Linked DNA regions of Homo sapiens: region 1 is linked to region 2. Evidence: chromatin contacts called from ENCODE Hi-C or POLR2A ChIA-PET data. All regions are on one chromosome and are shown on one strand. Each heading gives the region's core, a stretch centred on a gene start or an enhancer-like site at or near the end of the contact. The rest is flanking DNA. Distances are from core to core; before and after follow the strand shown.

Region 1 (4,049 bases), core at 1,532-4,031, 7.6 Mb before region 2:
GCACTCCAGCCTGGGCGACAGAGCAAGACTCCGTCTCAAAATAAATAAATAAATAATGAAAATATAGTTGTTACATATAACAAATTTAAAAACTCTTTAAAATGTCTTTTCCCCCCAGTTTGTTCAATTGGGACCCAAATAGGGAGTACACATTCCATTTGGTTGATATGCCTCTTAAGTCTCTAACCTGTAACAGATAATCTCTAACAGTTTCTTTCCTCAGTTTTTAAATTTTTATTGGAAGAAAATGTATCACATGTAAAATTTTATAAAATATAGAATATGGCTGACTGCATCCTTGCAGTATACTTAACAGATTCATTTGTCTCCTGGTCAATTTAAAAAACAATTTTCCAGGAAGGGGCCTGTGAGGTTACAGGTGTGAAGGATTTTTGCCCTTGATTAGACTGCTCCTCCAATTCAGTACATTTTAAAGATTTTCAGGGATCAGGACACTGCCTGAATGCCTCCTCTACCACTCCCAGTATAATTTCTAGGAACTGACCACTTGCTTGTCTTTTCTGCCTAACTTCTAAACCCAATTGATGAGCGGACTTCTTAGCGTTACCTTCCTGACCCCATTCCCTACCTTCAGCCCTTGAGAATCCTGCCTTCTATCCTGGCTTTCCTGCCTTGCACTCAGGGTGTCCATGGCTTCCTTCCATCCTAACCTAAGCTCATCACACAGAACTGGAATTGTCTGGCCTCCTTACATATTTCTAGACACATATCAAAATAAGATTATAGGGGCTGGGCGTGGTGGCGCATGGCCTGTAATCCCAGCACTTTGGGAGGCTGAGGCAGGAGGATTGCTTGAACCCAGGAGTTTGAGACCGCCCTGGGCAACATAATCAGATCTTGTCTCTGTCTCACGTGTCCGTGTGAAGAGACCACCAAACAGGCTTTGTGTGAGCAACAAGGCTGTTTATTTCACCTGGGTGCAGGTGGGCTGAGTCCGAAAAGAGAGTCAGCAAAGGGTGGTGGGATTATCATTAGTTCTTACAGGTTTTGGGATAGGCATTGGAGTTTGGAGCAATGTTTTGTGGGCAGGGGGTGGATCTCACAAAGTACATTCTCAAGGGTGGGAGAATTATAAAGAACCTTCTTAAGGGTCGGGGAAATTACAAAGTACATTGATCAGTTAGGGTGGGGCAGAAACAAATTACAATGGTGGAATGTCATCAGTTAAGGCTATTTTCACTTTTGTGGATCTTCAGTTGCTTCAGGCCATCTGGATGTATACGTGCAAGTCACTGGGGATATGATGGCTTAGCTTGGGCTCTGAGGCCTGACAGTCTCTACTAAAATTAGCTGGGTATGGGTGTCCTGGTACAGGTCATTAGTCTGAGCTACTAGGGAGGCTGAGGTGAGAGGATCACTTGAGCCCGGGAGGTTGAGGCTGCAGTGAGTTATGATCACCCTGGGTGAGAGACCTTGTCTCTAAAAAAAGAAAAAATATAGAAGTTTATAAACATTTCTGATGTTATCATAAAAACTTTAGATACTGTGTAATGTCTGCATGATAGTCTACGTATGGATGTGCCATTATTTAATCACTGTCTGCTACTGTTTCCTTTTTTTTTTGCTATCATTAATACCTCAAAGATTAGTACACAAATCTTACTCACATCTCTGAGGCTATCCTTAGAATAGATTTTTGGAAGGGGATTATGGAGTCAAAAGTAAGACTTCTTTGAGACAGGGTCTTACTCTGCTTCCAAGACTTAAGTGCACTGGCACGATCTTGGCTCACTGCGCCCTCCAACTCCTGGGCTCAAGTGATCCTCCCACCCCAGTCTCCCAAGTACCCATCACAGGAACGATCACAGGAAGGCGGTCACAGGAACGCACCCCGACGCGCAAAGATGGGATCTCGCCATGTTCCCCAGGCTGGTACGATTCCTGATTCATACTGGAGAACAACTTGCTGTGCAGTTATATTTTGAACCTCATCAAAATGGAATCATACAGCGTCCTCTTCTTTGTGCCTAAGTTAACAGTAGCTGCTATTCGTTCAGGCTGTTGCGTTTATCCGTAACTTCCTATTTCTCTGTAGAAATCCACTGTATGATACACCACAATTTAGCCACTCAACTGCTGATGGACATTTAGGTTACCAGTTTTTTACTACTACGAATAAACGTGCTATGGACATTCTTGCACATGCCTTTGGTGGACGTATGCACTCATTCCTCTTGAAGTGAAATTTCTGGGGTCACAAGGTAAGCGTACATTTAGCTTTGGCAGAAACTGCAGCGGTTTTCCAAAATGGTTGCATCGTGGGGCTGTTTTTCTATCTTGGTCGCTGGACTTTAAGCGAGGCGTAATCTAGAGGCACAACTGGCTCGGGTAAGGCGTGGAGCCTGACTGTGTGCCGGGATCTGCCAGGGCTGCCACCAGCTAGCTGCACGGGTGAACAGACTCAGCAAGGTGCCACAGTGGCTTCCCACAGATCCACTCTCGGTGGGCTCGGTCCAACGACCCGCTATGTCTGCCGTACTGGCCCCGTACAAATATACTCATTCACATACTGGAAAACGGGGTGTTTTTCAGAGCATACACGTTAGCTCACACTGTAAAAAAAAGTCAGCACTGCGAAACGCAGTCGCTTCTTTCCTCCAGGAGGTAGCGCGTCCTACTCGCTCCGGAACAAAGGAAGCGCTCTGCAGGGTCTCGCGGCTCGGCACCTCACCTAGGCACATGCGCAGATCGAACCTCACAGAGGCCCGCGGTCCAGGCGCGCGTGACGTAGCGCCGTCCCGCCAGTGCGTGATGACCCCAGAGCGTGCGTTCGGTGGCCCATAGGGGAAGATGGCGGCTGCTCCTTTGGAGGAGCGGGATTGAGAGGATCGGGGTGGGGAGACCAAACAAGAGAGACATTTCTGGCTCTGAAGGCGAACGCTTCGCTGGCCATTTAGGAGCTCTGCTCAAAGCCAGACGGTGAGTGCGGCGGCGACACGGGACTGCTCGCCTGCAGCAGGCAGCGGCACTCTCCGCCATTTTCGGGCTCGGCCGTTGCGTGCTTTGGGGGCCTGGACGGGCGCCTGGGCACAGGTTGGAGGAACTGGGAGAATCGACCTCGGGGCGGCTGTTCGAGGCAGGTTCGAGACTTATGGGAGGGGGCTGGAGGCTGGAGGCCAACCGGGAAAAGCGGCCATGGTTAGAACTAAGGCCCTGACTGGGAGCGGTGGCGACGAGAAGACGTAAGTCAGGCCACAGTTAAGACGTGAAGTTTGGAGGGAAATGCATTTTAACTGAGGTTTGGGGCGGGAGTGGAAAGAAGTGGGCCGAGTTGAAGTAGTTGGTTGAAAGGGTCAAGGGAAGTTAACGTGAAATCTGCAAAACAGCTGAAGACTTAGCCGTGATGTTATCGTGGCTTGAAATCGGTGCTTATTATAAGGATGAGGCTACAGCTTGACAGGCAAAGCCCTGCTTTTTTGGAATAGTTGTATTTCTATTTGGTTTGTGCTAGATCCCTGTTTCTGATTTTAAGTTGTCTTCTGGCAACTAAGTAGTGAGGATCTTAGCATGCCTTCTTAAAAGAAATGACAATGAATGTTTGTACTTGGTTGTAACCCTTGGGATTAGTGGCCCCTTCCGGAGTAAGGAGGAGGCGGCGGCGGCAGGTCGGTAGGGAATTCCGTAATTGGATCTATTTAAATCAAATCAGAAAAATACGGGCTACTTGTAGAAAGCCTGTCAAGAATGTTTTAAAGTAGTTTCTACACACATGATCTTAAGTTGACTGTTCAGGAACTTTGGAAGACATTAGAATATGAACAAAAAGCCTGCACTGAAAGGAACAACTCTGGGGAGCGTAGACTTTACTTTTTTAGTACACTCTGGAGAGCTAATGCATGCTATATATACATATATATGTGTATATATGTGTGTGTGTATGTATATATAGCCTGTGAATATGGTGCAGTGGTAAACCTACTTAATTCAAACCTTTTAGTGACAGTTATGCTAGTTGTACCTCTTGTGGCATTTTTCATTTCCTCGCCTTAATTGCATTTTACCCATTTTTTATTACTGTAAGATACTTT
Region 2 (4,273 bases), core at 1,538-4,037:
TCTCTCAAACATTTGCTACGATATAAGTGCTAGCTGGGTGTCTGGAGCTCAAATCTCATGAAAGGACAGAAGGCCAAACAGACAACACCCAGGGAAATGAGTCCCAGGATAGGAACAAGGTCCCCGCCTGCCCCTACCCCACCTCTGGCACCCAGATGCTGTGGGAGGTGAGAGAAGGGTCACTGGTCCACCAGGGGTCGAGGTTTCTCAGGGCTTGAAGCCCTGTCGTGGGTCTTGGTGCCCAGGAAGGAGACAGAGGCCATGTCGGGGTGGGCCACACTCAGGGGGAAGCAGCAGACTGGCTGGGCTGGTACATGGACCATAAGGGACCTGGCCACCAGGTGTGCCGGGATCAGCTCAGGAGAGCCTTACAGTTCAGACAGGAAAGTTGGGACTGAGGATGCCAAGCAGGGGAAAGAGGCTGGGGTTAGGACACATCCCAGGACTTCCCCAACCGTTAGGACAGTGACCTTCAAACCATGTCAGCCCCTGCCCTCTGGGGCCATGTGCCCCCGCACACCCTGACTGGGGGATAGCAGCCCGTGCCGGTGGCCTGGAACACCACATCCACACACACCACCTGTAAGTGAATGAATTCACACTTTGGTTTGTGTACCAGCCTTGGGGACTGCTATGCCGCCAGCACCTGGCACATAGCAAACAATCCATGTTAGCTTTACAGGTAAATAAAAGACAAAGGCGGGTGTCTGAGAGACTGGCCGCATCAGGGAAAACAGTGAAGGAGGGGTGTCTGATGCCCAGGGCATGATGGGGGAGGGGTCAAGGCCTGCAGGCCAAAGGAAGCCAGCTGGGGACAGATGGCAGACAGCATCCCTCACCCTGTGGCACAAGCCTGGAAGCTGGGTCTGCCCTCCCTCAGGAGCTGTGCAGCAGAGCCACTGTTGCACTGTGACAGGACACCTTGATACCCGCTTCTTGGATGGAGAGGGTGCACTTGTTCTGAATGAGGAGCTCAAGGTGGGAAAATAAGCTCCGAGCTCTGTCTTTGCCACAAAGATGGCAGCAGAGGCCCTGAGTTCATCTGACTACATAGGTGATTGGGAAGGACTTCTGACTGTTCTCGCAGGGTCCAGAGGACCTGACTCTGCCACCAGCTCCCGGAGGGTGGGGGCGCTCCTGGCAGCGCCTCCCCTCCACGGGCTCTGCTTTCCTAGTGGGGTCAAATCAATTACTTGCAGGTCTCTAAATGCAAAGTGCAAAGTTCCATGTATTGATTCATCTAATCCTCAAAACAATCCTGTGTGCTTTTCCAAGCCCATTTCACAGATGAAGAGGTTGGATTGGTGAGGGGGTTTTCCACTTTTACAAATTTTTAGTTGACAAATCCTTCTTGGGAGAAAAGAGTACAAAAAAGACCAATGTGTAAAACAGACAGATTGGAGCAACTCTGTTTAGGGGAGGAATGGAGGGAGATAAGGCTCTCCAGAAACAAGAGGCCCTGAAGACACATCTATGAAGTCAGCCTTAAGGGCTGAGCCTGAGGACTGGTGAAGCTCACTCAGCTGGACTCCCTTCCCCAGGGCCACAGATTGCCTGTGGCTGAAGTGAAGTTGTGGAGAGCGCCTCGGGGGCTGGGACTGTCCGCCCGACACCTGGACACCCTGCTCATGCCCGCCTGGGGCAGTGCTGTGAGGGTGCGGGAGGGCCACTCCGCGGAGGCCCTGACAGGCCATGCGTTCCTCTGATGGCCTGTCCCACTTCAGAGCCCAGGACCTGCGTGACAACATCCCACAGCCACTTCAGGAAAAGAGGACTAGGAGAGACTGGTGAGGGCAGCCAGGGCTCTGCTGAGCAGTGGGACAGCGGGGAAGACAGAAATCCTCCAGGGTCTGCCCAGATGGCCAGAGGGCGAAAGGGGTGCTCCAAATCACAGACCCGCTGCAGCCTTGCCCTTAGACACCACCCAGGTCTGTCCCCCAACTTCATAGACCAGGAAACTGAGGCCCAGAGAGAAAGAGGTGAATTTGCCTAGGTTTCTCAGCTGATGGGTGGCACGGCCTGGACAAGAACCCAAATCTCTTGACCTCTGGTCCAGTACCCTTTTCCAAAGGAAAAGGAAAACATGGTTTTGCGAGAATAACACAGAGACAGGGCCAAATAAGTCAAAATGAGGACTAGACACTTGAAGGTAGGAGCCCTGTATCTGCGACGCGATTCTCTGTTAACCTGCCGGGTGACCTGGGGCAGAAAGCAACCCCCAACCCTGGTCTGGATCCAGTTTCCTCCCGAGTGGGGTCTAACACCCTCACCAGCACCTTCCACTCTGGAGTGAGAGGGACAGGTACAAGAGCGCCGCTGCCGCCTGGGATCTCTGCACAGCCACTTCGCAGGCAGCCTGAGAAACGTCCGTTGCTCCACCAGGCGGAGTTCTGCCCCGCGAGTCTTCATCCCAGGTAAGGCCCCCCCACCTCGTGCCCTGAGTCTACGCGCGGGCCTTTTCCTTTGAGCCAGGGATACACCCGCCGCCGGCCCCCACAGGTCTGCGCTCATGCACATCGCCTTGCATCCGTTCAGTTACCGGCACCCGCTCCCTCGCTCGCAAACTCCCGCACTAGCCCGGCCACCGCCTCTGCTCGCGCGCGCGGGGTGCTGGAGCCTCACCGCGGGCGCTCTAGCCCCGGGCGGGTTCCCGGGAAGCCGCGGCGAGCGCGGGGAGGCGAGGATCCCGGCAGAGATGGGTAGGGTGCCAACGCCCAGGCCCCGCCCTCTCCACCCGGCCCCGCCCCCGCAGGGCCCGCCCCGGCCGGCAGGGAGGATGTGAGCTCACTCCCGCCTCCATGTTCCCGGAGTCGCCTGGAAGCGTCCGCCCAAGGTCGCGGGCCGCTTGGGGAGTCAGCAGCGCGCCAGGCCCCTTCGGGCCCCACACGCATTAGGTGCCTTCTTGATGGGTACGGAGTGAACGCGGGCGGCGGCGGGACCGAGGCAGCGCCCAGTTTGTAACCGCCGCGCCGCCCGTGCCCGCGCGCGCCACACCCCAGCGCGCTTCCGGCCGGGCCACGTGACCGCGCGTGCACGTGTTCCGGCCTCTCCGCTTCGCCGCTCCGAACCTCCTCCTGGTCGTCCCGGCATTCGTCCACGCGGAGCCGGCTTGGGCGGGGCCCGGGAGGCGGCGGCCGGAGAAGCCGCGGAGACGCGAGCGCCGAGCGTCGCGAGGGAGCAGGCCCGGGCAGGCAAGCGGCGGCCTCCGCCATGAACCCCAGGGGCCTGTTCCAGGACTTCAACCCCAGTAAGTTTCTCATCTACACCTGCCTGCTGCTCTTCTCGGTGCTGCTGCCCCTCCGCCTGGACGGCATCATCCAATGGAGCTACTGGGCCGTCTTTGCCCCCATATGGCTGTGGAAGCTTCTAGTCGTCGCAGGCGCCTCCGTGGGCGCGGGCGTTTGGGCCCGCAACCCTCGCTACCGCACCGAGGGAGAGGCCTGTGTGGAGTTCAAAGCCATGCTGATCGCTGTGGGCATCCACCTGCTGCTGCTCATGTTCGAAGTCCTGGTCTGCGACAGGGTGGAGAGGGGCACCCACTTCTGGCTGCTGGTCTTCATGCCTCTCTTCTTCGTGTCCCCCGTGTCCGTGGCTGCCTGCGTCTGGGGCTTTCGACACGATAGGTCGCTGGAGCTGGAGATCCTGTGCTCGGTCAACATCCTGCAGTTCATCTTCATCGCCCTAAAGCTGGACAGGATTATTCACTGGCCGTGGCTGGTGGTGTTTGTGCCCCTGTGGATCCTCATGTCGTTCCTTTGCCTGGTCGTCCTCTATTACATCGTCTGGTCCCTCCTGTTCCTGCGGTCCCTGGATGTGGTTGCCGAGCAGCGGAGAACACACGTGACCATGGCTATCAGTTGGATAACGATTGTCGTGCCTCTGCTCACTTTTGAGGTCCTGCTGGTTCACAGATTGGATGGCCACAATACATTCTCCTACGTCTCCATATTTGTCCCCCTTTGGCTTTCCTTACTAACTTTAATGGCCACAACATTTAGGCGAAAGGGGGGCAATCATTGGTGGTTTGGCATTCGCAGAGACTTCTGTCAGTTTCTGCTTGAAATTTTCCCATTTTTAAGAGAATATGGGAACATTTCATATGATCTCCATCACGAAGATAGTGAAGATGCTGAAGAAACATCAGTTCCAGAAGCTCCGAAAATTGCTCCAATATTTGGAAAGAAGGCCAGAGTAGTTATAACCCAGAGCCCTGGGAAATACGTTCCCCCCCCTCCCAAGTTAAATATTGATATGCCAGATTAAACTCCTAGAG

The links. A loop is a pair of places that touch in the nucleus more often than their neighbours do. ChIA-PET counts read pairs that join two places held with the same protein, here RNA polymerase II (POLR2A). Pooled maps may share reads with other maps.
Region 1: a pooled map shows a loop between it and region 2 (4-fold over the local background). The contact joins the promoter of WDR33 here to the promoter of TMEM185B in region 2. A Hi-C loop is called at or near these places in 2 of 50 pooled maps. POLR2A ChIA-PET finds 5 or more read pairs at or near these places in 2 of 52 experiments (GM12878 and naive thymus-derived CD4-positive, alpha-beta T cell).

Annotation. Positions count from the first base shown.
Region 1 is chr2:127,809,903-127,813,951 of GRCh38, reverse strand. It overlaps WDR33 (WD repeat domain 33), which reads left to right and starts at 2,781. Exons shown (of 22, transcript NM_018383.5): 1 at 2,781-2,940. It overlaps LOC124907885 (a long non-coding RNA gene), which reads right to left and starts at 2,701. Exons shown (of 2, transcript XR_007087230.1): 1 at 1,809-2,701; 2 at 220-1,440. RefSeq lists enhancers at 2,480-2,549, 2,820-3,109, 3,130-3,209, 3,290-3,369, 2,776-3,716 and 1 more.
Region 2 is chr2:120,221,914-120,226,186 of GRCh38, reverse strand. TMEM185B (transmembrane protein 185B) reads left to right here and starts at 2,787. Exons shown (of 1, transcript NM_024121.3): 1 at 2,787-4,273. The coding sequence starts at 3,211. The coding sequence ends at 4,263. RefSeq lists an enhancer at 1,831-2,494 and silencers at 2,589-2,749, 2,469-2,838, 2,989-3,188.